Linked DNA regions of Mus musculus: region 2 is linked to region 1. The links are chromatin loops, found by intact Hi-C in ENCODE. Cell type or tissue: heart. All regions are shown on one strand. Links, peaks and the distances in the headings refer to the core of each region. The heading gives the core; the rest is flanking DNA. Region 1 holds the start of Gm36798 (a long non-coding RNA gene). Region 2 has its middle 22 kb from the start of Rnu6.

Region 1 (15,550 bases), core at 3,331-11,330:
GGTGGTATGGGTGTAGGAGAGCTGGCAGGCTGACCAACTCAGCTACTACCCAGGCCCACCCCAACATCCACCAATATAAGAACTACTAGAGCACCTGGTGTGGCTGGTACTGCAGATCCAAAGCCACAGGATCTCCATGACACAGAACAGGATATCTGAGAGAAGTCCCCATGAGGATCCAGTATTGATAGTGTAGCCGAAGCCAGAAGCCTCAAACCAGACCAATAACTCATTGCAATGAACATCTGTAAGGAAAGCTGAGTGGGCAAAAAGGGTTTGCTGTGTGACACACCACAGCTTCCATGGTGAGATGTTTATTTATTTGTTTGTTCATTTGTTTTCTTTGGGGGGAGGTTGCAAGGGCAGAGGGTCAATATGGAGGGACAGCGAGGTGAGTGGGGTTGGGATACGTGGTGTAAGATTCACAAAGGATAGATAAAAAGTTGAAAGAAAGAAGAAAAGAAAACTAATCCTACTTGTGTAGTATTGGAAGGTGGGATCTTTGTGCACTGATTGTGTCCTGAGGGCAAAGGACAGGTTAGAGCCATTTGGTAAGAAAACATTTGTGCCTATTTCACATGACAGGAATCAGAAAGTGAGTGCTCACCATACACCAATCCATCTTCATCTTTCATGTTTGCATCATGTTTACATCAGAGTCTACAGAACAGTGATCAGTCCATGCCTGCTGTCTGTTCTTATGGGCATTTCTCACAGCAGCATCAAGTACCAGTTTTATGTCTTCATTTGTGTTGGCTGCTGTAATAAAATACCATAGTCCTGGTGATTTACAGACAGTTTTACTATACAGCTCAGTAGGTAGAGGGTGAGAGAGTCTCTGGCACTGCTAGGGAGTACCTATATGGCCCTAGAATGCTTGGAGTGATTGTGGTGGCTGTAGTGAGAGCCCAGTTCTTGACCCTGCAGAGAATATTGATCTAAACTTAACAGCTAGAGCTATTCTGATGGTTTCTTAAATGGAAATGAGAGGCAGGTCCTGAAAACTGACAGCTTGTCATTGCCACATTGGGGACGAGCTGTGTTTAAGTCCTAGAGTTTGGTGGGAGGTAGATGTGTGAGCAACAGGCCTGGGTGAGCTGTGTTTAGGTACCACGGTTCTGCGGAAGGTAGACGTAGGAGGGATGAAGCAGGAATATTTGGCTGAAGACATTTCTAAGTAAGTGTTGGGGACACTGTGTCTCCTGTTGGGTATTTAAAGCCAAGAGTGGAAATGTCTTTAATGTGGATGTTTTGGTCCAAAGGGAAGCAGAATTTGGAGAAATCCTCGGCTTATTCTCATGATTAGAAATAAAAACCATGGCAGAGAAGAGCACCAGGTTGAGCGCCGTGGCCGTTGTGTAAGGGTTACTGTGGATCAGCAGGGACTCTTAGTCCTTCAGACAGCGGCAGAGCGATCCCAAAAGTGTATCAGAGATTATGGGGCTGCCCCTCCTATCTCCCAGACTGTGAAGGCTCAGGGTTGAGCAATTGCATGGCTCAGCTCCCTTGTCCTGCACAACACTTCATGGCTGCCTCAAAGGGCACATGATGTAACTTGGCAGTACCCAGTGGCGCCATCATCTCTACTGACTCTGAGCGCATGACATATGGGAGCGTGGCTTTCTCCATCTAGATTTGAAGTAGAAAGCTACATGCACAGAACCTCCGGGTGTCAGGGGTCAGTGCCTGGACCCTTGGAGGAGCTGTCAGCTCTACCCCCTGACACATGATCTCAGACTGGGAGATCTGTGGCTGCTAGAGTCTGGATGGCCCAGCCCCTACATGCTGTGTCTGAGAAACAGGATGCAGGGCTTTCTCAAGCTATCATGCTCTGACTCTGGGAAGGCCTGTTAAGTCCTTCCTCCTTCTCTGGTTCTCCCTTTGGAACTGGCCTGTCTTCTTGTAGCTAATAAAGACGTTCTATTGGCTTGAAGTGTGTCTGAGTGGTCTTCTCAAAACAAAATAGTTCTATATATCACATCCCAGAAATTTAGAAAGTGGGCAGTTGCCGTCAGTGTTACTGTGAAGATTTTTTTCAGGATAAACATGAATGCTTGATGATACTTAAAATTCAGAAATCTGCATGTCCTCCTTGGAGACTCTCAGATATACATTATTATCTTAAAATCTGGGAATATTAAGATAATCGTCATAGGAAAATCTGTAATTACGGGAACTTCCTTGCATTCAGTTGAAGGGCATCCCTCTGAAACCCAAGGGGGCAGATATGAAAGTCAACACTGTGAGGAAGATGGAGTGGATCCTGTTTATGTGGTAGTGGCGGCCTGCATAGATTAGTCCTGCCTTGGCTCTCATGGCTCAGTGCTGGCATTTCTGAATCAAGCAGATAGATTCATGAGCATGTGAGGAATATGTGCACACCCAGAGCAAATATTTTTTCTGGAAAGTAAATGACAAAAGCCTAAACCTGACCAACTGGCTTAGCCCAACTCTTCTTTCTCCGGAGCACTCCCTCCCCATCTCTGTTGTCTCTGGCTGTTAAAGGAACCATCCCAAAGCTTGCAATATCAAGCCACACTTGCCCGTTTGCTCCGAATCTGCAGGTCTGGTTCAGCATGGCTGAGCTGCATCTTCCGGTTTGATAGGAGCTGCTGAGGTTTCACTTCTGGGATGTCCGACATGCACAGCAGGTGAGCAGGGGCACCAATGTCTGCTTCTGCCATGTGCTTGCTGATAACAGCAGCCTGCTCAGGAGGCATCACCACAGAATCTGTGCAGCAGCTTAAACTATAAAACAACTCGAGGATGCCATTATAGAAGGTGAAGTTTGATGTGTGCGTGGCATAGTCACTCCCCACCCTGTACTTGGTTAAACGTCTTTGGTGTAAACTATAGCATGAGCTGGCCGATGCTTGGAATCTTATTATGGTTGGTATCAGTTACTTTTCTATAGCAGTAAATAAACACTACGGCAAAAGGCAAATTAAGGAAGATGGTTTGCTTTGGCCTACGGTTCCAGAGGGAGATAATGCCCAGGAAGGCATGACAGCAAACAGCCAGAGGAGGAAGCAAAGAGTGAACAGCAGCTGGGGAAAGGCTACAAAATCTGAAAGCCCATCCCTCAGCGACATAGTCCCTCCATCAAGGCTGCACTCCTTAAAGGGTCTAGAACTTCCCAAAACAGTGTCACCAAATGGGAACCAAGTAACCAAATACAAGAGCCATAGGGTACATTTGTCCTTCAAACCATCACCATCATGGGGGGGGGGTGCAAATGAATAATGGTGTGGTCTATATTGGTAATTTCTGCACATATTTTTACATCCTTGCTTCATGGTCTTCTCAGTTCTTCAGTGGGAATTTGTTGGTCTCTTTGGGTAGAGGCCAATTCATCTTCTAAACTTGTGATTCTTATCTGTAGCCAAGTAGCCAACCCACTACTTCTCACGTCAGCAGAGTGGGGTTTGCTCTGGGATACGCATTAAAGGAGTGCTACCATTGTTTCCAACCTCACCCCCAAACCGATGTGAGAAACAGCTGAGTCTGTGGGTGCTAGAGGGGACTCTGCCGTGTGGGGGGGGCATCCCCAATCAGGAATGCTAAATTAGCCTGGCTTTATGATTATGCCCTCTGGGTTAATTATGCACTTGATTAGATATGGAAATATACAACACTCCGAAATGGCTTGGTGGAAGCTTGTGCAAACCACAAAATGCCTCATCTCTGCTCATACTGACAGCATGAGGGGACATGCTCATGTGGACAGTTCTATCCCATAGGCTAAGAACTAGTAAGCAACAAGGAGCTCGGTGTGAGCCTGTCAGTGACTACCAGGGAAAGCCATCCTCAAAACCAACGTGGACAATCATATTGAGATCTGAGTAATAAAACTTCCTCTATTTTTTGTTTAAGACATAAAATATGGTAAATATTTTTAAGCAATTTATATGCCTTCTGAATTCATGTATAAGGAGGGATAATAGAGGGGGGATGATGGAGGAGGGATGATGGAGGAGGGATGATGAAGGAGAGATGTTAGGGATGCTGGTGGTACCTTCACTGAGACCTCAGTATTTTGTTCCTTACTTTGCAAATGTGTGTGAAGCTCACTGCTTCTGAAGCAGCCTGGGTGCAATGCTCCTGGCCCTCCCCCTCCAGGTTAAGGTGTGTGTGTGTGTGTGTGTGTGTGTTTTCTTTACTAGGCTAAAATTTTGCCTGGAGCATAGGTGGGTTGCCTCTCACTTGTTAGTCAGAATGGATTCACATCAAAAGGCATTTTAAAGTCACTTAGCATTATCATTAGCAGTGCCACAGAGAGCTCCTTAACTAGGATGGGGAATTTAGCATGAACAGCTCATCAGAAAGATGGGCCAGTGAGAAAGAGATTTGAAGCACATTGAAATGCAATCACTTATGCAAAGATCCCCTGCGCCACTTAGGTGATAATGTCCTTGTCACCTTAGACTCTGCTCCTGCCTCTCAGTCAAGAGCAAGCAGCACAATGGGGCTTTTCAGAGCCCAGAGCTGAGAGACAAGCCTGCAGACACTTGTAGCCAATGAGAGAGGAATAACAAGGCAGCCATAAGTGCCACTGCACTGCTGCATGGCCAGTTGAAGTCTCTCTCTACAAACTCCCTTTGTCCTCTGCTGAAGACAATGACTTGAGGGAGAGTAATTTAGGCAACTGGGCCTCTCTTAGTCAGATGGTCATGGCCACAACAAAACACACGAGGCAACTACTGGTGAAGAACTGTGGTTATCTCGCTGGAGGGTAAAAGTCCAAGCAATATGGTCCTAGTGACATTGATGGGGCAGGCATTAGGAGCACGGAAGTAAGAACTCTATAGCAACACATGAGAAAAGGACAAGATGGTCTCCTATAACAGTTCTCCCAAGGGTTGACAAGGTCCCAAAGAAAGGCAGAAGTCCCTTCCCAGGGTGAGGGTCCCAATGCTGGAAAGCACATGCGAACTGTAGGAGCTTCCTCAGAGTGCCAGCCTCTGATCCCAGCCTCCAACTCACATCATTAAATGAGAAAATGGTGAACTGTTCATGTCCCCAGGTGCTACACTCCTACCCTGGGAATGAGGTGCAAGTAGGAAACTTCTTAAATCCCTTCTGCTCTGAGGTCCAAGTCTCACCCTTAAGGTCACCTCCTACAGACAGCTGTTGTGGGGTTATGTAACAGTCCTGGATGGCTTTCCTGTAGCTATGATAAGATGCAGACTAAAAACCAACTTGGGGAGGAAGTAGTTTATCTGGCTTACAGGTTACAGCTCACCATCTAGAGAAAACAGATCAGGAGCTCAACACAGGAACCTGGAGGCAGTAATCCTGCTGGGACCAGATGTCCCAGGGTGGGGAGGCACCCAAGGGTGCTCCCAGTTCTCTGAGGAGAAGGGGAGAAAGCAATGAGGGGAGGGATTTGCAAGGGTTGTACTGGAAAGAGAGAAGGGAGGGTGGGCTGTCAGTCAGGATGTAAAGTGAATAAAATAAATAAATTATTAGAGAAAAATAAAAGAAGATATTGGGAACATAAAGTAAGAGCAAAGTAGAATTATATGTGCATGAAAATGTCATAAGAGCCAGGTGTGAAGGTGCATGCCTTTAGTCCCAGCACTCAGGAGGCAGAGACAGGCAGATTTCTGAGTTCAAGGCCAGCATGGACTACAAAGTGAGTTCCAGAACAGCCAGGTCCAAAAAAAAAAAAAAAAAAGGAGGAGGAGGAGGAGGAGGAGGAGGAGAAGGAGGAGGAGGAGGAGGAGGAGGAGGAGGAGGAAGAGGAGGAGAAGGAGAAGGAGAAGGAGAAGGAGAAGGAGAAGGAGAAGGAGAAGGAGAAGGAGGAGAAAAGGAGAAGGAGAAACCGAAAATGTCATAAGGAAGCCTTTACTTTGTATACTAACTAATTAATACTAATGATTTTTTTAAAATACCAAGAAGCAAAAACAAACAACTAAACAACAACAACAACAACAACAAAAACCCTGGAGGCATGAACTGAAACAGATACCATTGTGGAATGGTGTTCATTGGCTTGCTCAGTTTGCTTTCATATACAGCCTAGACCCAAGGTTAGCAGTTAGCACCATCCACAGTGAGGTGGGGACCCTCCCACACAAATTATTAGGGAAGAAAGAAAGAAAGAAAGAAAGAGAGAAAGAAAGAAAGGGGGGGAGGAGGGAGGGAGGGGCGGAGGAGGGAGGAGGGAGATAGAGGAAGGAAGGAAAGCAGAGAGAGACAGAGAGAGAGAGAGAGAGAGAGAGAGAGCGACTTAGCCAATGACCAATCTAATAAAGATAATTCCCCTATAGAGGTTCCCTCTTCCAAGAAGTTTCTAATATGTATTAAGTTGACATAAACTAACCAGTACCGTAGTAGAATGCTGAGCTGCTGGGTTAGATGGATATATGCTGCTGTAGTGAACTTCATCAGTTTAAAGTAGGAATTCTTCTGATAACACCGGCCGTCCTGCTTGGAGTTTGGCCATTCAGCATCTTACAGCTTGTTACCCAGCAACTATAAGTAAGAAGCACAGGGCAGGGAACTCAGACCCATGAGGCCTGCCTCTAATGCTAACAATCCCCATGCCTGAGCTTAGCACATATTGTCTCCGGAGGCTCGGCATAGCCATCTGTGAGCTGGTTCTTTTCCAGTGATGATGTCTTTCTTGTATTGACACCAGCACCTCCATCCTCTCTGTAGGGATTGTACATGCCCCTTTGCACATGACTTTACCCTCCCAGCAGCCCATTATTGCAGCTGTTGTTGTTGTTGTTGTTGTGATGAAATACCCTGACAAAAGCGACTAGTTCCTTCAAGATGAATAAGGGTACTTACTGCTGCATAGAACACTTGCTGTGTTTGTACTGAACTGTCAGCGAGCCAAGAGATGACACCAGAAATGTCAAGCCTCAGAAAGTAATGCCCCTAAGCCTATTGCAAAAGCAGCCAGCCACATGGTGTTCTTGCTGAGGCAACGATTCTTGCTTGTCTTGAGTGGCATCCAGCCCATATAGCTCAGTGTTTGCTGTGGTCACTGGAGCCCTGTTCTTACCTGCAGGAACACTCTCTCTTTCTCAGAGATACATCTGTAGCGGTTCCCAGCTTCTGGCCTCCTCCCATTTTCAAATATACATCCAGCTGCTACAGAGAAGCCTGGCTAAGAAATGAACATTTCTTTCCCTCTGCTAGCCCATTACCTCTCTCCACCTCCTTCCTGAGTCTCACCTACCTTGACTTTTAAAGAATACCCCATTCTTCTCGGAAACACTCGACAGCTTCCCTCCCAACAAATCTCACGGGTAATATATGTCCCATGATGAAAGTGATGAAGCTTTTGGATCTCAGCACTTGGATCCCTCTCTATGTCCCCTCTCTGGGCTACCAGCACAGTGAACAGCTGGGAGGGGCCATGTGAGGCATCCCCAGGCTCCCGTATCACTCTCACACTCCCTCTTAGAAAGCTCCAACAAGCCCCATTTCTCTTTTCTTAACAAGTTTACTCCATTTCAGAAGTAAACTTTTTCTTCCCTCCTCTCCCCTGTCTTTCTGGTTTTGGCACAAAGTCTCTCAAGGTATCCCTGGCTGTCCTGAAATTCATTACATAGACCAGGCTGACCTTCAACTTACAGAGATCCTCCTGCCTCTGCCTCCAATGTGCTGCCATTAAAAGTGTGCACCACCACTGCCCAGCCCCCATCTCAGTTTTCGTCATGAATCAAAAGAAGTTTGTAAAAACCAAGCACAGACATCCAATGAGAGTAATTGTATCTAGAAATATGTTGTTTCAAATAACTTCTCTTTTGTGTGTATTGTGTGATACTCGAGAAAGCTTCCTTCTCATTCATTAACTAACACAAAAGAGTTGTTTTTTTCTAAATAGCTCTCAAACTTCAAAAGTCATAACAGGTACAGTTAATTAGTCAATTTGGCTGCACAGATTTTTCTGGAGCATTTAATACAAAAGGAAAAATGGCATGTATCAAAGTCAAGAGGAAAAAACAATCAAGTGGAAAAAGAAATAGTTGTGACTTTTCAAGATAGAAAAGTGACCTTCCCAGTACCTATGACCAAAAATAGCCAAGAGGGAAGAAAGTGCCTCCATGACTCCATAGAAACTTAACAGGGATTAAGAACGCGTGTTTTACACAAACAGCACCAGCTCATAAACACCCAGAAATGTCTGGGTGCACGCACACTGCTCAGATGTCAATTAAAATACACAGATGTTTTTAATCAGACAGATGGGCGAAGTCAATGGTTGTACCACTCAGTGAGCCATGTGCACCAATTTGCACTCTGCTGGAGAATTGTGGGCGGGTGCACACACAGGCAAGCAATCAGTACCACTTACATATTGCACATACATGCCCTCTTTGACTTAAAAAGGTCATCCCACGAGCTGCCCCAATCCCTTGTAAGCTGCAGCACTTGGGAGAGTGGACCCTGAACTTTGATTGCGCAGCACAATGGAGCTTGCCTTGCACCTGAGTGCAGGTGACCTGGCCCTGAGGACACAAGAGCAGGAGAGCTGCCCCTGATTCCTGCTGATGGTACCATTGGGTGGCCTAACCAGAGCAATGCTGGAGAGCTTGCCCTGGTGGTGTAGGTAAGCGAGAGCCTGTGGCTGACCGGCTCAGCTACGACCCAGGCCAGGATCCAGGGCTCTGAGTTGGCCCACCCCCAAATCTATACTACTCGTGAATGGTTGAGACTTGTGAAAGGGACAGTCCTGCTGTTCCAAAGCTGCAGGATCTCCATGACACAGGAGAACAACAGCGCATGTGCTTGGAGTCCCACTGTGTGCAGGGAGAAGACAGGAGGGTCCTTTGGCTTTTCTGCCAGTTGAATTTCCTATGAGAGACCTCATCTCAAGGAGGTGGAGAGTGCACAGCTCACCCCTCTCCTGCATGTACACGCACGCACGCACACGCACGCACACACACACACACACACACACAGAGAGAGAGAGAGAGAGGGAGAGAGAGAGAGAGAGAGAGAGAGAGAAATGTTGGAGATTGAAAGTCAAGACTACAAGTTGGCAGGGCTGGCTTAACCTGAGATTTATAAATGGCATCTCCTTCCAGTACCTTCCCTTTATATCTGTCCCCGTCTGCATTTTTCCTTTTTATAAGGACACAGGCATATTGGATTAAAGCTTACACTCAGGACTTCATAGCTTGATCCCCCCTGTATAAGGATCTATCTTCAGATAAGGTCATCTGTAGTCTCAGGATTGAAGCTTCTAACTAGGAGCCTTGGGGTGGGGCACAACTAACCTATAACAGGACTCTGTACTTCCTTCTTCCCCAGTACAACTGTGCACATGAAGAGCTGCAAACCACTGTAAGCTCTGTGCTGGGATTCAGCTGAAGAAGCTGCTAGAATCATGCCTGCATATGTGCTTAGGAGCAGGGGCCAGGCCCAGGAGTATTTCAAAGCTCTCTGGGCAAAGGTCATTGAATGCTGAAGGGTGGGAATGCTCTTACAAATTTAGGGTCCTTCCACTTCTCCATCAGCTCTAATGAGCCTCAGAAAAATATAAAGGTTAGAAAACTGTTTACATAACAGAGTAAAACATCTGCCTTAGAAAGAACAGCAGCAGCCAGGGAAGGGTGCTGGTCCCAGGAGAGCAGTGTGGTCACCTGTTCACGTGCTCACAGGGAAGGAGCCCTGACCCAGAGGTGACTCAGCAAAACCCTCCATTTCTCAGGGGCTCACCGAGTTCACACTATCTTACAGAAGATGGCAAGAGGCCAAAGCAAAATGATGCTCGTGCATTGTGGGGCCTGTTGGGACTGCAGTGACGCTGCAGTGACAGTGGGACACGTGAAATGGGCAAGCCCCTCACAGATGGTGAGACCCAGAGGCAAAGATTCAGGCTGCCTGGCCAAGCATGGCTCCTGCGGCACTGCCTGACCCTCCTGTTCAATCTCCACTGAAATAGAGCTCTCTGTCTGCCCAGCTCTGCTCCGAGATCAGACATGGGTATGACTCATGAGATTGGTGCCATCTGGAAGGTAGTATTTGTACAGGGCTAGATCTGCAATCTGTAAACTGACGACAATCTCGGGCAGTGAGGGCCCTGAGAAACACAACTGGGAAAACAAAGGGTGGTAGAAACCAGTGGGCTCCTTTCTACCTAGACTAAAACCCTGGATAAAAAGGTAGACAGCCAAATGAATTGCTTAGTTTCTTCCTTCTTAGTTGGTGTGCGTGTTTTCTCAGCTTTGTAGCTTGGAAAACAGCACTGGAACCACAGTGGTCTAGGCAGAGAAGCAGAGAGCAGGCACTGAACACAGACATCATGTTAGAGACAGGCTTCTACAGTGACCCCTCAACTACTGGTAGGCTGCATGGGCAGTGGGGGGGTCCCGGTGGTTGTGGTGCCCAATGATGTCATAGCCAGCTTGGCATCTGTAAGCACATACTATTAAGCTGGCAGAGTCAGCCTGTCCAAGAAGACATTTCTCAGAATGCACAGAGCTGTGGAGCTGGGACTCTCACCTGAACTGTTTCACCTCCAAATTCCTCAACCCCAACTTCGGTGTCCCTCCCCTAGGGTGACCATGGAAGTCAGGAAGAAACCTGTCACACTGACGGTGCCCCTCCCTGCTCTGGCCACCTGTGAAAACCACTTCCACCATGTTGCCTGTCAACCTGCAATGAGCGGTATCCATGGGACTCTCCCAAAGCCAAGCAACTCCTCAGGACCTTTGAAAAGCTGTAAATATCTTCACATCTCAGTCCATTCTGGGCTTGCTGGAGAAAACCAAATATCTTCCCAAACAAGCCAGAAAACCAGACACTGGTCAGATTTAGCCATGGTTATCTGAATAAACAAGAGGTCCTAGAACAGTCAGGTCTTCAGGGCCAAGCCATGTTCAAGTCCGTGTGCGTCCACACAGGCTATTGACTGTTTCAGTTCCCCCTTTGCCTTATTTGTGCATAACTTATCAGCCTTCTGACTTAAGGCTGGCTGAGTGTTGGCTGCTGTGATTGGCTGAGGCTCAGTTGCTTGGTTACCATGGTACATACTTAGTTTGGATCCAGCCTGCTTACACAAGATACCTTGTAGTTCACTATATAAGGAGGCCATTTTTAGTCAAACTTGTCATTCAAGGATGAAAGACCAATTTAAACCAAATTAATGGGCTGCCATTTGTTTTCATCCGTAAGTTTGTTTCATGCATTTTTTTTTTTAGTGGATTTTAAGTTCATAATTGAGTGAGTCCCCATCCTTCATGGTACTTGACCACCTTGGCCTCTTGTCATTTCTTTCCTTCATTGTGCAGTGGGAGCCAGTGACTCACACACTTCATTCGCCTCCCAGTGGGCATCCGCCCTCCTCCTGTACCCACACCTCAGACACTCCTCAGCTCCCCTCACCTGACACAGGTACCCCCATCCTGAGGCTGGTGTTCAGTTGATCTTTTCATAAGAATTAGCAGTTGTCTTTTGCCACTGTTTCTATTCTCTGGGTTTTATGCTTTTTTGTTGGTTTTGCTTTGTGTTTTCTAAACCTGGAGGTTGAACCTAGAGCTGCAAAAGCACATGCCAGCTAAGCTGCATCCCCTCCCTCCTCAGCTTTCTGAGTATCTAAGGGCTACAGGCCAGAGCCACCAGGCCTGGCTGTGCTCTGCTTTTAAAAGATATCCTTCAAACCCATAGCTACCTGAGTTTAGTCTCCATCCCGCTGCAGCTGAGGCTGCCACCTGCTGGCATCTCCCCTGAGCCCAAAGCTGTATTCACCAGGCCCAAGCCTGACTCCACTTCAACACCTTGATGGTTTGAAATGATTTTGAGCTAAGAACAAAATCTACAAGTAATGAATGGGGTTGGTTTTTTTTTTTTTTTAATAACATTTTTCTGCATGTGACATAGAAACTATGAGCTTAGACAATCTGGACTAGGCAGATTTCTTGACTTTGATGGACTTCATTAAAGGAAACTCTAAAAATGTATGGATTTTTGGTTCCCAGAGGTTTTTTTTTATCCCATTTCTGTTAACCAGGGCTGCTAAACTGGGTGTGAATGGTTTTATTACTGAACAGATCTCTCACCTTGGGACGGCTGTCACCTGACTGGTACCCTGGGATTATCTGAGGCTAATGTAAATAGCTTAATTCTACAGCACTGACGGGCTCAGGGGATAAACTTGGCATGGGCCAATGTTTGGGGCACATTACTGAGCTATGATTGAGGTGACAGAGTCTTTAAATCTAACTTAGAAAAAAAATCATTTCTGGGAAGAAAGAGCTGTGGATTAAGGACAATTACAGTAGCTCCCGTGACTTGACACCTTCATGATGATTTATGTAATAAACTGGAGAAAAACCCTCAGACTTAGACTCACATAAATACCTCAACCATGGTTAATAAGGACTCATTATTAAGCAACTGTGTGTTGCTCATACTACTCACTACCAAGCAGTGGAAATTCGTTAACCACTCTTTGTTTACCATGGCAACAATTCTATACCACAGGATACAAGGCTATATCATAATCTCAAAACTGCAGCATTCTGAAGGCACTCATCAGACACAGCGACAGCTGGGAGAAGAGCTGAAACCTCCTGGGAGCTTCTTGGTCTGCAATTTCCCAGGCATCATTAAGGACATCAGTTGTCTAGTAGTTTAAAATACACTTCTGACCTTTCCTCCTGATGGCTTGGATTCGGCACCTCTGATTAGAAATGGCCCCACAGTTTGGAGACATGGCTTATCTCTGGTTAGCCTGCTGTTTCTGGCCTTGGGGAACTGACAGGGAAGATGGCTATGCACTTTCTGAACATCATGACACTCTGCAGAGCCCACGCCTCTGACAGGATGGCCTTCTACCCTTGATCATCCATCTGATGGAGATAGATGTCTCCGTCAGCAAGCATGTAGCTCTTGTCCTCAGAGGCGCCAGCACAGCAGGGAGGAGGCGGGCGGCCACAGCAGGACAGGGAGCAGGACAGGGAGCAGGCACTGTGGCTTAGAGAAGTAGCCCCGTCAAATGTCCTGCTTAGGCGCTATTTTGTGTAACTTTACTTTCCACTCTAGCATATGAATTTCAGGAACAGCAATGCACAGTATGTCTGGTGCAGTCCCCCTGACCCTGGAGGACCTTTGTTACCTGTGGTCTTGGGTCACCAGGGGAAGTGCCAGAAACACACCTCAGCATTTTTACATGTCTCAGTGCTTGGTGGCCTCTAGTGTGTTCTGAAGAAATAGTGGAGTAACACAGGAGGGCTAACATGAAGGGCACATCTGTCACAGTAAACTGGACCAGGCCCTGGACCTGTGTACTGGGGCTGGAAGGGCTGGGCGGGGCTTCCTCTACTGGGATTTTGATGCTTAGCGTGGAGAAATGGTGCTGATGGCCACATGGCTGTAGGCAAGGCCAGCGCTTCAAGCCCACATGCTTCTGGTGACCTTTCAGGACAAAGACCTGGGGTTATGGAAGTAAGTTACCTAGAGCTCAGCAAACTAGGGTCTTCTTTGACTCACCTCAGTCTGTGATATGTCTTGAAGCTAAAGAATGGAGGAGCCTTTGTCTCCACTCATCCAGTTATTGAAAGTCAAGACTCAGAGGTGGGCAGATCTCTGTGGGTTCGAGGCCTGCCTTGAACATGCTACAGAGCATGTTCCAGGAAAGCCAAGGCTATATAGAAAAACTCTGTCTCAAAGAAAAAAGAAAAAGAAAATCAAGGTTACCAGAAGCTAAATACAAGTGGAATCAATACAACATAACACAATACAAATCAACACAATACAACACAATGCAACACAACACCATATAATACAACACAGTGAAATGTCTCCAATGAAACCCACCCCATGGTTTCTGCACACTAGAATTTTTCCCTCACAAAGTAAAAGTGAAATTAGGTAAAGTAGCTGGATATATCAAAAGAAAATCTGTGTGTGTGTGTGTATTTCTACAAAGGCCAAAAAAGAGTGGGTGTCAGATAGCTGGAGTTAAAAGTCATTGTGAGTTTTCAACTTGAGTGCAAGGAACCAAACTCAGATTCTCTGAAAGAACTCTTAATGAGTAAGCCATATGTACTGGCTGGTTTTGGGTCAACTTGTCACAAGCTAGAATCATCAGAAAGGAGTCTTAACTGAGGAAATGCCTCCATGAGATCCAGCTGTAAGGCATTTTCTCAGTTAGGGATCAGTGGAGAAGGACCCAGTGCATTGTAGATGGTGCCATCCCTGGACTGGTGGTCCTGGTTCTGTAAGAAAGCAGGCTGAGCAAGCCATGAGAAGCAATCCAGCAAGCAGCACCCCTCCATGACCTCTGCATCGGCTCCTGCCTCCAGGTTTCTCCCCTGCTTGGGTTCGTGTCCTGACATCCTTCAATAATGAATGGTGATGTGGAAGGGTAAGCAAATGATTCACTTTCTCCCCAACTTGCTTTTTGGTCATTGTGCATTGTTGAAGCAATAGAAACTCTAAGACATCATCTCTGCAGCTGTGCTCAGTTAGATTTGAATTTCAAACAGATAATGAATACACTATCAGTATAAATAGATCCATGAAGTATATGGCACGTACTTCGATACACTGTCTTTTTACTACTTATCTGAATTCCCTCTGGACAGATAAGCCAGACTTCATCTGGCTGTCCTGACCAGGAAGGAAAAACCATCTCACCATCCTGCTCTCTGAGGAAGAGTAGGTCACAGTAAGAAAGTGTGGCCTCCATGACCAAGTAGACCCCCACTGTCACACCTCAGCCTGACTCCTGTGCTTCCAATATATATATATATATATATATATATATTCACACACACATACATTGTCGCGTCTGCTCTTGACCAGCAAGAACGACATGACCACCAGTCCTTCTAACAGCAGTTTATTCAGCAAGCTTCAGTCTTCATCTCTCTCGCTTCAACTTTTTCCTCATCTATCTCCCCTGAACCCCGGGCCTCTCACTCTTATATACTCTCAGTCCTCATCCACTCACAGCAGGCCATGTCACCTCACCAGGCACGCAGCTTCAGCCAATCAGGGCGGCAGGGGCATGCCTCCACCAAATATGGACTTGTTTAAACCACCAGCATCATGGTGCACCTGTGCAGCTCTCGTGATGGTTGTGGCTTATTTTCAGGTGTATGAGGAAGTCAGGTGCAAGTCATAAGACTTAGCTGCAGTCCCGGGCGCCAACTTGGGACTGCTGCCACACCCGCTCCTCACATCTCCCCCCCCCTTTTTTTTGGCAGAGAGAATGTCTGTCTTAGATTGCCCCCTGCAGCAATGCCCCTTACCCGTCCTTGTGAGACAAACAGCATTGGTTTGATCCCTGTCTTAGGTTGGTGACATGCCCAGGGAGTCTTATCCGTCACTGACTACTTCTCTATCATGCCAAGCCACACTTGGGGAGATTGTCCTGTTTGCATGCAGCAGGTGCATCAGAAGGCCAGAATGCTGATTAATCTATGGCCAGATCTTGATTGCTGCAAGCAAGCCTCATGGGTGAAGGTAGAGGTCTGATTCCCAGTGTGCAAGCATAGGGGCCCTACACAAAACCATCCCTCGGGCTCATCACCCAGAGAGGTCTTGGCCAGCTCCCGTGTCGTTTTTCCTGGGGGAAGGG
Region 2 (15,550 bases), core at 4,728-12,727, 270 kb after region 1:
TATAGAAGCAGCCTAGATATGGAAGTGCAAAGGTTGATAATGAAAATGTGGCCTATTACAAGTGGAGTTTCCTCAAACCACAGCGAAGAATGAATGGCACTTGGAGATCATCCTATTAAGCAAAACCAGGGAGTAGCTATCACATAAGGGCTATGGGAAAGCATGAGTGCAACCATTGGGGAAGAACAGGAAGGGCAACAGAGAGAGGGCTGCACAGGGCAAGATTATTACATACTGTAACAATTTCCCAGACCTTAATAGAACTGACTCCACGATGGAAGCACCATTCGGGCTATGAAACTCAGCATGCAGACAACACCATCTGCCAAAATAAAAACAAAGACCTTATTCATCAAAGCCGTAGTTGTGGGGAAGTGTCTGAATGTCCTACCCTTGCCTTTTGGCTTCTGTAGTTCTGCTTCTGGCTAACTGTTCTTGTTAACTGAAATATGTAAACTCGGAATAGCCTTTTCTGTGCTTAAAAGCTCACCCCGAGAAAAGCCTGGGGCTACACTGGGATACCAAACACCAAGTATAGTCACTAGCTAGATAATAGACTTTCTATTGGCTTAAACCCATATCCGAGTATTCTTAGGAAAACACCCACCTCATGACAAAACATGTATGAAAATGTCACAAAACCTCTTCTTTTGTCTACTGAGGACACAAAGGTCCTTGCACTCAGAGAGCACTAGGGAACCAGAAATGTTAAACATGCAAGGGTCCACCTCAAAAAAGGAGATAAAATACCTATTTTCCAACCAAAGGGTTGGGAGTGGATATTGTTAATGACCAGATGACTTTTTACTCTCTTTAGATGCATAAATGCCTCATCCACCTTTTGCTATAGAGACAGACCTCCCCTATTCCCTGGAACTCTCTCTATCCCAGACTCTCCTTCCCTACCCTCACCTTTATCTCCCAGTTAACAGAGCCCATCCTTAGGAGAGATGTCACGAGTATTCTACAGCCTGCTGACCTCTATAGTCTCTTGACCAGAGACCACACTGGGTTCTAGACCTTTTAGCTATAGCTCCACCGTCACGGTCACATGTACTTTCCAAAGGACTCACTATGTGGTCACACCTTAAGCTTTATCTTGCTTCTGGAACAGGAATGATTGTAGCCTAGAAACCTTTTCCCAGACTGACTGCACCTTGTTTTCAATATGCAGACAGTGAAACACCTGACATCAGACTCCCAAGTCTGATCCACGTTGACAAAGTCAATCTGCACCAGGATTTTGTTCTCGTCTCTTCGAGATTCACTTCCCTGCCTAGATACTTGCAGGGTTCACCCTGGTGTCTACACACACACTGGGGACTGATAAGAGCTTCTAGTTCTAGCCCTCAGAACTATTCCTTACCCACCTCAAAGTTGGAACTAACATCTTGCAACTAAAGGAAAAAAAATCAATCTATTAACTTAGCAGATCCCTAGCTTCCACTAACCTAAGCACTCAGGTAGTATCCCGAATCTATAAAGTCTGCCCACATCTTTCTGAACCCGCTTCTGAAATAACTAGCAACCCATTTTAAACTTGCCTTGATTTATGACTTCGTTCTGTAAATCTTTGAAACTGCTTCCTCACTGGGACATGGAATTTGGGGTGACTTCAATCTGTGTTCCTGGGACCCATAGCCACTCAAAATGACCCCTGAGTAAACTCTTATTTCCGTTAAGATGAGAGCTATGGTTTCGTGTGGACACATCTAGACAAATAAAGATTAGAACGGCAAACTTCCCAAGGACAGTATGTCATGGGCTTTGAGGGCAGGGCATCCCACAGGCTCCAGTGTGAGCTGTGACAGGGAGAGAGAGGCGTGGCCAGGAGGAAACCACTTGTAGGAAGTTTGTGTGCATTGAACACAAAGCCAGGCGTGACCTCACTGTCAAGGCACACCTGGCCACATTGGTGCTGATATGGCAGTAAATCACCTATCCAGTTCCAGCAGATGCCAGAAAGATGTCTTCTGGGTGCCCTCTGACTGCTGACTTCCTGGAGGCATGGCCGAGCTGATCTCCGCAGGCCAAAACACCCAGTGGGGTTCTGAGTCAAGTTTCTCATTCTTGGGATGACCTTGATCCTTGGAGAGACTGGGGTGAGGAGGAGGTGGCAGGTGACAAGCTCAACCGGCCCAACAGGAATCTCAGACACTGAGCACTCCCTGTGCCTTGCTTCTGCAACCTTTGGGGTATGGCCGGCAGCCCAGATGCTCGACATCTTCCCCTCGGTTCTCCCAAGGCCCTGAACAAACTCACGGGCTCCAGCTTGGGGGTTTCCATGGTGTGGCAGTAGGAACCAGGGCCTGGTTGGTCTTAGTGCTTCTGCTGTGACCGCAGGTGGTACCATGAATGTGACTTTTCCTTCTCATCTGGCTGGAGACGCTCCTCTCTAAGGAGCTGTCTTAGAGACTTTTCCCTGCTGCTACCAGCCACCATGATGACCAAACCATAGCGTCGACAGCTGGTCTCATCCTCAGTCAGGAAGCAGAGAGTAACAGGAAGCTGGTCTATAAAACTCCACCCACTTCCTCCAGCCGGGCCTCGCCTCCCAAAGATTTCATAAGCTTTCGAAACAGTGCCACCAGAAGGGGGATCAAATGTTCTGACACGGAAACCTGTGGGGTACAGGTCACAGTTCAAACCAGGGCAGGTGTGAAGAGAATGCTCCTGCTAGAGGTAGATTGATAAGCTGCCTACAGTGAGGGTCCTCTGCCCTTGTTGCCTGCATGCCTGGTGCAGATGCTGCAACTCTGCACTGAGGTGGCAGCGCCGGCACTGGTGCCATCTTTAGAACAAGAAGCCAGAGCTCAGGAAGGCTCGATACAGCTTCCAAGGTCCCACATCTGGCTAATGATGAAGAGGATGGGGACCTTTCTCCCCAGGCTACAAGTCAACTGAGGTCGCTAAATCCTGACCCAATCCCAGGCTAAAACTGAGCTCAGCCTGATGTTGGGGCACACGCAGTTCTTACAGAAACTTTTCCTAACCTGCATCTTTCTGCTCCTGTAACCACAAGGCTTTCTATTCCCCGATCAAACACCGTGTGAAACTCCTGTGCCCTATCCTTATTAAAACAGTCATGTCCTGTCATGCTTGGTAACAGCCATTGTGACTACATCAACAGGAACTTCCAAACTTCTGGTTTTACCTTTATAAACTCAGCTTAGCGTGACCCCAGGCTTGTCTCCATGAGGGCCTGCGAAAGGCTCAGTCTGTGAGGCTCGTCCTGGTCTCCTTCTCTTGATGAGAACAGCCCAGCTACAGCAGTGCCACTGGGGAAAATGTCAAGTGCCCCCATGTCCCTGTGGTTTCAAGGTGCTTGCAGGAGTCAGCTTTCCCTGAAACTTCAGTCAGTGTGCTAATGAAGCAGGACCTGTGGAGGCTGTGGGAGGCAGGTAGCAGAGGAAGGAAAAGAGAACGGATGTCTCCTGCCTCTCCCCTCTGTCATCTGTCCTGAGGTGGTTCAGTGGACAGCTGGTCACTAGGGCACAAGCTCCTGTTTTCCAGCCCTAGCTAGAACATCCCTGTGCAGGCAAGGTAGTGTTTTCCTTCGTGCTTATTCATCCAGAGTCCTTGGTAAGATCTGCAAAGTGGACAGGTTAGAGAGAGAACAAAGAAACTCATTAGCAGGCGCATTGTGCACCCACAGAGGAGTACTCAGACCTGGGCTCATGGGCCCAAGAAGTCCACTCACCCTCCCCTGAGAATATACGTATAGCATGAGCCTCTTCTGCCGCTCAGCACCTACCGTCCGTCCAGCTTGCCTCAGTCTCAGGACACAAGTCAGGATTAAATCGTAGGGTTTAAAGTCGGAGGCAGCAGGAATTAGGTCAAATGCAGGGTCTCTCTGATACCTGTGGGATTGTCTGATGGGGGAAGCCAGTGTTGGCTACTCTCTCTGAACTGCCTCCATCATCCTGGCCTGTGTGATATTTAGTTTTTATGTCAGCTTTACACAAGCTATAGTCTTCCTAAAGGAGAAAATTTCAGTTGAGTCAATGTCTCTGGAGAATCCATCGGCAGGCAAGCCCGAAGAGCATTTTCTTAATTAGTGATCATTAAGGGGAGGACCCAGCCCCTTGTGGGTGGTGCTATCCCTGGGCTGGTGGTCCTGGCTTCTGTAAGAAAGCAGGCTGAACAAGGCAAGGGGAGCAAGGCAGTAAGAGCCGCCTCCAGGCCTCTGGATCAGCTCCTGCCTCTAGTTCCTGTCTGACTTATTTTACTGGTGGACTATGATGTGAAAGTGTAAGTTAAGTTAACCCTTTCCTCCCTGTCTTTGTTTGGTTGTGGTGTTCATCATAGCAGTAGTAACTCTGACTAAGACGGGGCCTCAAGAAAGCGGGTCCTGGGATGACATAGCCCAGCTAGCAGAGGCTTGATGACCAGAGGTTTTTTTGTTTATATTGTTATTATTAACTTATTTTCTTTTTATTTAACATTTTTATTCATTTTACATCCCAGTCACAGCACCTGTCCCTCCTCTCTTCCCAGTCCCACCCTTCCCACATTGCCCCCACCCCTATTCCTCAGAGAAGGGGGCCTACCTTAAGTACCATGCCACCCTGGGGCATCTGGTCCTAGGAGGGTCCAGGCACATTCTTTCCTACTGAATCTGGACAGTCTTGTGGAAGAGTGGGGATAGAACTGAGCAACTCGGAGGGGTCAAGGGCACCACAGAGTCAACTAACCTGGGACCATGGGGCTCAGAGAAGCTACGCTACCAACCAGGGAACATGCAGGAGCTGGAACAGGTCCCCTGCATATCTCTAGGTGACCAGAGTTTAATCCCAGATCATACAAGGTACCCGGAGACTCTCTCAAGAGTTGTCACCTGATTTCCACTTGCACATGCACGCTATGGCTCAGATGCACCTGCACACACACACACACACACGAGTCTTAGGGTTTCCTAACTAAGTGTGAAGAGACACTATGACCAAGGCAACTCTTACAAGGACAACATTGAATTAGGGCTACCTTACAGATTCTAAGGTTCAACCCATTTATCATCATGGCAGGAAGCATGACAGTATCTGAGCAGGCATGGTCCAGGAGAGCTGAGAGTTCTACATCTTGATCCAAAGGCAGTCAAGAGCAGTATGTCTTCCAGGTAGCTAAGAGGAGAGTCTCAAAGCCCACCCCCTAATAAGGCCATACCACATCAGCCTCCCTGATGAGCCATGATGGCCCAGGTTCTGGACAGCATCTCACAAGCACCTTGGTGGCATTTTCTTGTTGTGTTTCCAACCTTGCTCACCCTGGGCTTCATTTTGTGGGTTAGAACAGGGTTTCATTACGTTTCCTAGGATTCAACCCCCAGGCTCAGATAATTCTCCCACCTTAACCTCACTAGCAGGAACCACGGGTAAATGCCACTGCATCTGCTCAGTCACCCACACATCTCTTGGGACATATGATGGCCCCTCTGGCTGCCATGATCCTGCCTCCAAAAGTGCTGGCAGATAAACGCCCCATTTTGGCAATTTCCAGTTCATCAAAACATTCTTCATGTTTGTGTGCTGCCTCTGAGGACAAGTGGGTACTTTGGGACTCTGATTCTGGGGAACTGGACTTGTGCCCCAGTGTTGGGTCCTGTGATGGTAACCATATGCGGTGCTTGATTTACTGTGTCTTAGTTAGGGTTTTACTGCTGTGAACAGACACCATGACCTTATAAGGCAACTCTTATAAGGACAACATTTAATTGGATCTGGCTTAGAGGTTCAGAGGTTCAGTCCATTATCATCAAGGTGAGAACATGGCAGCATCCAGGCAGGAATGGTGCAGGAGGAGCTGAGAGTTCTACATCTTCATCGGAAGGCTGCTAGCACAATACTGACTTCCAGGCAGCTAGGATGAGGGTGTTAAAGCCCACACCCACAGTGACACACCTCCTCCAATAGGGCCACACTCTAATAGTGCCACTCCCTGGGCCAAACATATACAAACCATCACACTCTGCGTAGGTTATTTCATGCCTGTTATAGAGAGGCCGGAAGAATGACCATATCAGAGTTTCAGGCTTCTCTCTGTCTCACTGTGAAACCTGAACAATTTTAATGGAGCCAGACACGAATGATTCTTGGGGACTGTGTAGTATGGTGGTCACACTGCTTGCGGTGTTATATGAAGCTTTGCCTCTACTCTTCACCAGTCATGTGACTTGGACCAGACATAGACGCTCCTTAAGGTTCTTAAGTACATGTAGGTATGTGGCTGCAAGTGACAACAGGGTAACACTCGCATATGTAAGTGACTGTTTTACAGTGAGTGAGCAATGAGGTGTGTGTGTTTGGGTTGCATGTGTGCATACATTTGTATCAGTTCACTGTCATGGAGAAAACTTGGTCCCAGAGCCCATTAACCTGATTTTTTTCCCTTTAGGAATGACTCTGATGCATAACACCCATGTCTTTCTCAATAGAAGAGACTCAGCTTCCAGGCTACTGTTGTGTTTCCTCTTTACCCTGGGCACCCAGCTCTGTGGGTTCCCTGAAGCCAATGCAGGGAAGCACCTCCCGAGAACTTCCCAGCATCAGAGCCGTATGTTGCCATGTTGTGTATCAGGGTTGTCGCTCCTCAATAGGCATCGTTACGATCGGCACCCACCTGGTTCTCCTTGCAGAGATGTGTAATTAGGGGCTTTCATAGCATAGTTCCCATCTGGCTCCAGCTGAGACAGACTTCATCATGCTTATAATTATAGGACTCAAGCCTGCTGCTGCAAAGTGGGGGTTGATGCATGGGTCTGTGTTCCCAGAGAGGAGGAGCAATTATGACAGAGAGGCCAGTGCTTCCCAGAGCTCAATCCCTGAGCTCAGGATCTACCCCTGACAGGGATGGCCTGTGTGGTCAAAGACATGAGAAGCTGTGTTAAAAGAAGAGAAGTGCTGATCTAGAAGTGTATGTTCCTGGGGCCTCGAAGATTTCAGGCCATTTAATTCTGGCTGATTTGGGAAGGGATGGATCACTGTCCTGAACTGTGACAATGGCCTCCAAGGCTTCAGGATACAAGGAGGTGCATTTGTAGGAGTAACACCAGCCGCCATATTGAGCTGCCTTCTGAGAAGCACTTTCTGTGTCTCGGCCCTTCCATCAGTCTGGAAAAGAGGGAGGAAAGAGAGATCATTTGCTCCCGGTCTGTAGAGAACACAGGATCACAGGGTGTCCATGACAGCAGAGACTAGACATGGCACCCTGCATGGTACCCAGGAGGAAGGGAGGTAGCTTAGGTAGACACACCCCAAAGCCACATGCTCGGCAGGGCTTCGGTCTTGTCAGTCAGTCACCCTGAACCCGAGTTCCTGCTTCTTGGACTGACTTTTCCAAATACTAGGGTCCTCTCAATGCCAAACAAGGACTTGCTATAAGTTGTCTCTGTTATGCTTGCAGACAGGAGTCTATCATGTCCTCTGAGAGGCTCCAACAGCTGTGGATCAGACAGATGCAAACATCCACAACCAAACAGTGGATGGAGCTTGGGGACTCTTACAGAAGAATAGGAGGAAGGATTGCAGCCCCTAAGGGGATCAGAACTCCACAGGAAGACCACCAGCATCAACTAACCTAGACCCTTGGGGCTCTCAGGGTCTGAACCACAAACCAAAAAACATACACAGGCTGGCCCTAGGCCTCCCTGCACATATATAGCAGATGTGTAGCTTGGTCTTCATGTGGTTCCTGAGTGATAGTGATAGGGGCTATTCTAAAAGCTGCTGCCTGTATGCAGGGTATGTTCTTCTAGCTAGGCTGCCTTCTCAGGCCTCAGTGGGAAAGGAAGCACGAAGTCTTATAGAGACTTGAAATTTGAGGGATGAGGACTACCCTGGAGGACCTCCACCCATTCAGAGAAAAAGGACATGGGATGGCATCAGGCCTCTTCACAGGCCCTGTTGCCCTGCCCCAAGGGTGATCTCCACATCCTGGATGGAAGATTTTGAGCTTATGATGTTAAAAAGGTCACAGAGTAGACTGACTGGCTCTCTCTGCATGCCTGTTCTTGGCAAAGTGGTCCCAAGCCATTCTTGAAAGACAACCAGTATACCTTGTGATTGCATGAGAGTGTGTCTGAGTCTGTCAAGGCCCTGGGGTTTCATTTCCCTCAGAGGAGAGATGCTACCTCCATGAAAGACTGGTGAGAATGGAGGGAAGAACATGTCTGCACAAGACCAGTGGTGGGGAATGGAATGGTGGAGAACATCAGGAGAATCAAGTCTGGGCACTCAGGGCTGGCAGCAGGACAGGCCTCATGCCCCAAGGGTAATATGTGACCCAAGCTTAGCCTGCAAAGTAGCTGAACATGCTGGCTACCCCTTGCTGCCCTGCCTCCCCTCCTCAAAGCTAGGCAGAACATCTGGCCTCTTGCTAACCCTCAACAGTTTGGCAAGGACTTTTAGGAACCTGGCTGGGCAGAACCAAAGGTTGGAATGATCCAAAGCAGGCCTTACTACCCTACAGAGAACCTGGAGCTTATAGCTTAGAGAGTAACTACCCCATCTTAAACATTGGCTCCTGAAGCCTCTGCAGGGTTCTCTGAGGTTCTGGGTCTGCAGAAGTCGGGGAGCCATCTAGGAGGATGTACAGAGAAACACAGATCTCAGCTCTCTGGCAAAAAAGATAAGAAAAATGTAAATAGTTGGCGGTCTGACTAAGAAAATCTCTGCTGGAGTAGTTGTCTTGGCTCATTGACATTGAGAGTGACATGGGTCCTTCTAATCATGCTTACTGAGGTCCTACTAATCATGCTTATTGAGGTCCTACTAATCATGCTTACTGAGGTCCTACTAATCATGCTTACTGAGGTCCTACTAATCATGCTTACTGGGGTCCTACTAATCATGCTTCTCCTGCTTTTGTTTTCTTCTGGGGAATGAGGCCTGTGTTCACTCTGCTCTTTCTAAGCTGTGGAGAGAAAGGGAGAAAAAGGCTTGCAGACCCAACCTCCAATACCACAGAAGTCTTTGGTCCCAGTCAAAGCTCTTTGGAGGTGAGTGGAATTTCAACGAGGCTTCTGGATGCAGGACAGAGGTTATGTGGGACACAGGTCATGAGTTGGACGTTTTTCCAGAGGCTCATCTTTGCAACCTGGACCCTAGGAAAAAGCCTTTGGAAGTCGTGATTCTGGAAGCTATCCAAGGTGATAGCCAGGAAGCCACATTGGCCTTGGCCAGTGGTTAGGGAGGAATCTTCAGTCCCTCCCAGGATCTGTGACTGTCATTACTGCTGACATGAGCTGACTTCATTGCCCTGCTGGGCCACCAACAGCTCTGCTTCGGACTTACCAAATCTAGACCCAACATGCAGTACCAGTCTCTTCCAGCAGCCCCCAGCAAGGTGAGGGCTGATGCGTACTGGAATTTTGCACTCTTTCCTCTTTTCTTTTGAAATACAACCACATTTAAGAATAGATTTAGAGAGCTCAAAGATAATGTAGTTGATAAATTGTCTGGCACATATGCAGAAGGGGCTGGATCCAGATTCTTCTAGAAGCTAGATGTAGTGATGCCCATTGACCTGCCAATCTAGCTGAGTCAAGGAGCTCTGGGTACAGGGAGATAAACCATCTCAAAAAATAATTTGGAGTGCAATCCAGGAAAACACCTGATATGAACTTCTACCCTCCACATACACACTCACACACACACACACACACACACACACACACACACACACATATGTATGTGTAGCCACATATATACATTCACAAATCCACCTGATCAGATACCTACATCCTCTACACACACAAAGAATATGTTTCCCCTATTTGTCCTGGGTGCTGCAGATGGAACCCAGGGCTTCATGCATGCTAAACATGTATTTCCTTCTTTCTTTCTCTCTCTCTTTGTTTTTTTTGTTGTTGTTGTTTTGTTTTGTTTTTCCTGAGACAAGGTTTCTCTGTATATCCCTGGCTGTCCTGGAACTCACTCTGTAGACAGGTTGGCCTCGAACTCAGAAATCCACCTGCCTCTGCCTCCCAAGTGCTGGGATTAAAGGCCTGTGCCACCACCGCCCAGCTTAACATATATTTCTACCACCAAGCTATACCCCAGCATCATGCTTGAGGCTCCCTTAAATTCTTTATAAGCATTTTAGTTTTTTAAATAAAGCCCGGTGGCACACGCCTTTAATTCCAGCACTTAGGAGGCAGAGGCAGGAGGCTCTTTATGAATTCATAGTCAGGTTGATCTGCATAGTAAATGCTAAACCCTGTCTAAACACACATATACACACACAAGCACATACACTAAAGCCCCACGAAAATGCCCACACCCCGGGGGCCATTCATGATAGAGACACAGCTCTGCTTTATCACCCAGCACCCCTCTAAGCATCAGTAAGGCTGCCTTCTGGTGTTCACTGGAAAGTGGTCACAGAGACTTGCTGAAAACATCTCAGTGCCGTTATTTTGTATCTGATAGAGAAGTAACCGGGGAGGAGCATAGTGATACAATGTGGCTTTGGGTGTGTGAATGGTTGGGTTCAGTAACTTAGACTATCTGAATGGCTCAGTGTCTGCTGGCTGGCCATACACAGAATGCCCTGTCCCTCCGGCCAGAGAACATACACAAATCAAATGATACAGAGCAACGAACAGGGTCAAGGGAGCCAACAGCAATATCTCATCTCCCATATTCTGCTCCAGGGAAATTCAACTTAAGAAAGACTATAAAGAGCATGGAGAGACTGGCTTTAGCAGTCAAAGCCGGCAGGAATGCCCCACTCCTTACAAATCATTTTGTATTCCAGCTGCCAGCCTTACTGTGACAACTGAGAGACTGGTGACACTGTACCTGTGAGATGCCTGTAGTGCCACCTTCTGGTGGAATAATACCCTGGGGGTGGGGTGGGGGGGGGGGAAGAGAGACAAACGGGAAGCTAAACTCTTGAGATGTGGGAGAGAGAAGATGAAGTTGAGTGGCTGTCTCAGAGCAGGTCAGAGGGACCCAGGAAGCCATTGTTGTAGATCCATTCCATTGCAGTTATTATGAAGTTCTCTGGGGGCCAGAGACTTTGCTCCGGGATTAAGAGTTCTTACTGCTTCTGCCGAGGACCTGAGCTTGGTTCTCAGCACCCACATCAGGCAGCTCACAACCACTTGCCTCTCCAGTTCCAGGGCATCTGATGCCTTCTGGCTTTCTCAGGCTCCTGCATTCCTGTGGTACACATTAATTCGCACATGTACACACAAATACACGTAGCAATAAATATTTTAAAGTTGTTATCTGGCCATTCCCTTCTTCATATGCCTGCCAGACATTATGAATGATCTCTAAAGAGCCTCTCCCTCAGGCTGAAGAGATGACTCAGCAGTTAAGAGGACTGGCTGCTCTTCCAGAGGTCCTGAGTTCAATCCCCATAACCACATGGTGGCTCACAACCATTTGTAATGGGATCTGATGCCCTCTTCTGGTGTGTCTGAAGACAGAGGCAGTGTACTCACATACATTAAATAAATAATTTTTTTTAAAATAGATTCTCTTCCTCTACACGACATGAATCCTCACAGTATAAATGTACATGTAGCTAAGACTTGACAGAGAGTGAGCACATGTGTGTTGGCATTGTGTCTAGGCCTCTGTCTCACAGTTCCCTGGCAACAGCCAGGTATGCCTGACTCACTATAAAAGAGGCTGCTTGCCCCCCCCCCTTTTTTTCTTCTCTTGCTCTTGCCCCTTACCCTCTTCCCCCTCTCTCCCCATTCTCCTCCCCCCCCCCCGTCTCCATGTGCTCACAGCCGGCTTCTACTCCTCTACTCTCTCTCTCTCTCTCTCTCTCTCTCTCTCTCTCTCTCTCTCTCTCTCTCCTTCTCTGTCTCTACTCCCTCACCTTCCCTGCCCATGCCCTAAATAAACTCTAGACTGTATGGTAGTACCTCAGGGGGAAGGGATGCCTCAGCATGGGCCCACAGAGGCAGCCCCTTCTCCCACACCATACCCCACTTCCACCAAAGATAATCCTTCTCTTTTTATAAAACACAACAGTGACTATGTTCCAATGGGAGTCATTGGAGACCCTGGAGAGGAAGGTCAGGATGAGACCTGCCACTCCCATTGGGAAATGAGGACAAAGTTACACCCTACCAGTCTGGGTTGAAATTCTCTGGGGAATCCATGCCCACTTCTTCCATGTCGGCTGCCAGGCTGAATTTACCCAGGACATCATCAGAAGGCCTGAGGGAATCTCTGAGTTCCATCTCTTCCAGATCCAGTTCCGAAAGCTATGCAGACTCTACATTGGAAAAGAGTTTTAGCTATCAGATACTTCCAAATTACCACTCAGAAGGAGGAAAACAGGACATTGAAAATGGATTAGAAGGATCAGCAGTTTTAGAAAATGTCTACCAAACTCCAGGCACTTTCCTTACACTTATTCAATCCTCTCCATCTCTCCTCTAGACCCTGTGTGTTTGCAGTGACTGCCCTCTGGTGGCAGAGCAAGTGACAGTGGTTTCTCCTTAGGTCTTCCAATTTCTTGTACCTAAAAGATAGTTAACAGAAAAACAATAATTTATGATGATGTAGAAAACCTTTCCTATTTTAGATACAGACAGTTTTCAGGAGTGGCAGTAATACTTGTCCATTGTTTACTTTCAAGGACGTTAGATAAAAATGAAATTAGGCTTTGGCCGGAGAAAAGCTGAAGGGAAATGCTGTCTGAATGGTGGTATCCCCTGGTGAGACATATCTTTTTTTTTTTTTTTTAACAGGGTTTCTCTGTGTAGCCCTGGCTGTCCTGGAACTCACTCTGTAGACCAGGCTGGCCTCGAACTCAGAAAGTCACCTGCCCCTCCTCCCAAGTGCTGGGATTAAAGGCCTGCGCCATCACCATCCAGCCAGACGTGTCTTAATTGCAGGCAAAATGTCAGTGTGAAGAACAATCCCGTGAAGGATAAATGTACTTATTTCTTTGAACACCAGAGAAAAATGACCGATGTGATGTGAAAATGTGTTTCCTTTTAAAGTTTATGTATTGAAAACTAGTCCTGACAGACCTGCCTGCAGCCATATACTGAGTAGGCAGTCAGAAACTGGCAGAGAGCCGCTGACTGCCTCGGGTGCAGTGGCTGGGGGCCACTATGATGAACAAGTGTGTGGAGAAACAGAGGAAGAGAAGCTGAAGGGTTTGTGCGCTGGCTGAAGCCATCTCGGGAAGACTAAGGCAAGTAAATTTTCTGGAGCTGGCCCAGCATTTTGCATGGCTGCTATGGATGAGCTCTGAGAAGCAGGGTCCTTAGAAACTTCATCCCAAAATTGCTTCTTGCTGCTAGTATGCCTCTCCTGCCACTACTACATAGACTAATGATTCCTGGGCATCAGCCCACACTATGAGGCAAATTCCCTGCAGCTCAACATGAAGATGAACTTTCATGAATTAACGCTGTTTCGATGAATTAATGACTTTATAGAATTCCTGATTTGATTCAAATACTTTTAGGAAGAATGTTCTAGGAGGTGGTTTTAGTTGTTTTGACAGAAAGATAAAGTTAGAATCAAGAATAAAATGTGCCCCCTTCTTGTAGAATTGTAAGTAAAAGCTGCATAATAAGGAATACAATGATTTTCATAAATTACACTAAGGATAGAGATAGGCTTGGGACAGATGTGTGATCAAGGAAAAACATTCATTCTAGATCAGGTCCAGGGATGAGGCCACACGTGTGCACTGTGATAAAGCAAGGCCGTGGGAAACTGTTGCTTTGAACCCACGCACCAAATCTGGGGGGGGAGGGGGTCTGTATATGTATGTATATACACACACACACGTGTGTAGGCATATATGTATGTATGTAATTTTGCATGAGCACTGTGGAGTTGATGAAACGGGTAGTTGAGCCCAATCAGGGTTTGTATTCTCTCTCTCTCTCTCTTTCTCTCTCTCTCTCTCTCTCTCTCTCTCTCCCTCTCTCTCTCTCTCTCTCTCTGTGTGTGTGTGTGTGTCTGTGTGTGTGTCAATGCATGTTGTTTGTCTAAATGATTGCTTTTCCTTCTTTTCTTTCTGGTTCACAAAGAGTTAATGAGTCCCAAGCCTCTTGCCTGACCAGCAAGAGATCCTTGAGTCAGGGAGAAAAGAGCTCTAGCAATTATGCCTTTCCTCTTCCTCCTCCTCCTCCTCTTCCTCCTCTTCATCCCTCTGCTACCACCAGCAGGAGTTTATTAACAGAAACCAGTGGTATTTAGTCACAGAATAGTAAGAAACCAGCGCTTATTAGCACTAAATTGTAAGACAGAGTTATAAGGTCAGAGAGCATCAGTCTTTGACATTCGTCTGAAGCAGTCATTCTTCTACTGTTCATTCTAAAGACCAAAGAAACTTCCTGACAGTGCACTATAAAGAGAATGGAACTGGAGATGAGAGAGTGGTGAGGAACAACCTGAGTGAGTAGTCTACGCTGACACCTGAGGCCATGGTGATATACAGGCCTGTGCTGTCACTGAGGGCCAAGTCTGGGACTGTGGCCCTGAAGTAACAGGGGTCTCTGTCAATGTCCATTGACCATGTTACCTCCAAAGGCCAAGCGGACTTCTCTGGTCTGGGCTGCTGTCTGGGGCCAGGTAGATGTCAGAGGGCTGTGCAGAGCTGCCTCCACCCCTCACCCACTGCACCATAGGAGCTGATCCTCAAGGCAAGAGAGCAGGAGAGCTGGCTCCACCCTCTTAACAGCTGCAGCACTCTGGAGAGGGCCCCAACCCTTGCCAGCTCTTACACTGAGGTGAGCTGGTCCTGACTTTTGCTGGAGCAGTGCTGGAGAGCTGGCCCTGGTGGTATGGGTGTAGGAGAGCTGGCAGGCTGACCAACTCAGCTACTACCCAGGCCCACCCCAACATCCACCAATATAAGAACTACTAGAGCACCTGGTGTGGCTGGTACTGCAGATCCAAAGCCACAGGATCTCCATGACACAGAACAGGATATCTGAGAGAAGTCCCCATGAGGATCCAGTATTGATAGTGTAGCCGAAGCCAGAAGCCTCAAACCAGACCAATAACTCATTGCAATGAACATCTGTAAGGAAAGCTGAGTGGGCAAAAAGGGTTTGCTGTGTGACACACCACAGCTTCCATGGTGAGATGTTTATTTATTTGTTTGTTCATTTGTTTTCTTTGGGGGGAGGTTGCAAGGGCAGAGGGTCAATATGGAGGGACAGGGAGGTGAGTGGGGTTGGGATACGTGGTGTAAGATTCACAAAGGATAGATAAAAAGTTGAAAGAAAGAAGAAAAGAAAACTAATCCTACTTGTGTAGTATTGGAAGGTGGGATCTTTGTGCACTGATTGTGTCCTGAGGGCAAAGGACAGGTTAGAGCCATTTGGTAAGAAAACGTTTGTGCCTATTTCACATGGCAGGAATCAGAAAGTGAGTGCTCACCATACACCAATCCATCTTCATCTTTCATGTTTGCATCATGTTTACATCAGAGTCTACAGAACAGTGATCAGTCCATGCCTGCTGTCTGTTCTTATGGGCATTTCTCACAGCAGCATCAAGTACCAGTTTTATGTCTTCATTTGTGTTGGCTGCTGTAATAAAATACCATAGTCCTGGTG

The links. Peaks named below come from ENCODE experiments on the same cell type or tissue, not always from the same donor. Only the 100,000 strongest peaks of a DNase experiment are listed, where the experiment ranks them.
Region 2: a loop joins it to region 1, with 10 times the contacts of the local background. A loop is called at or near these places in 7 of 42 quality-filtered maps.

Annotation. Positions count from the first base shown.
Region 1 is chr17:13,178,141-13,193,690 of GRCm38, forward strand. Gm36798 (a long non-coding RNA gene) reads right to left here and starts at 5,345. Exons shown (of 4, transcript XR_876420.3): 1 at 608-5,345. All of the region lies in intron 1 of Gm36684 (a long non-coding RNA gene), which reads left to right. In heart, for the core only: no CTCF peak of the experiment used is centred there; no DNase peak of the experiment used is centred there.
Region 2 is chr17:13,446,605-13,462,154 of GRCm38, forward strand. No RefSeq gene overlaps it. Among named protein-coding and RNA genes, the nearest start is that of Rnu6, 22 kb to the left of the region's middle. In heart, for the core only: no CTCF peak of the experiment used is centred there; no DNase peak of the experiment used is centred there.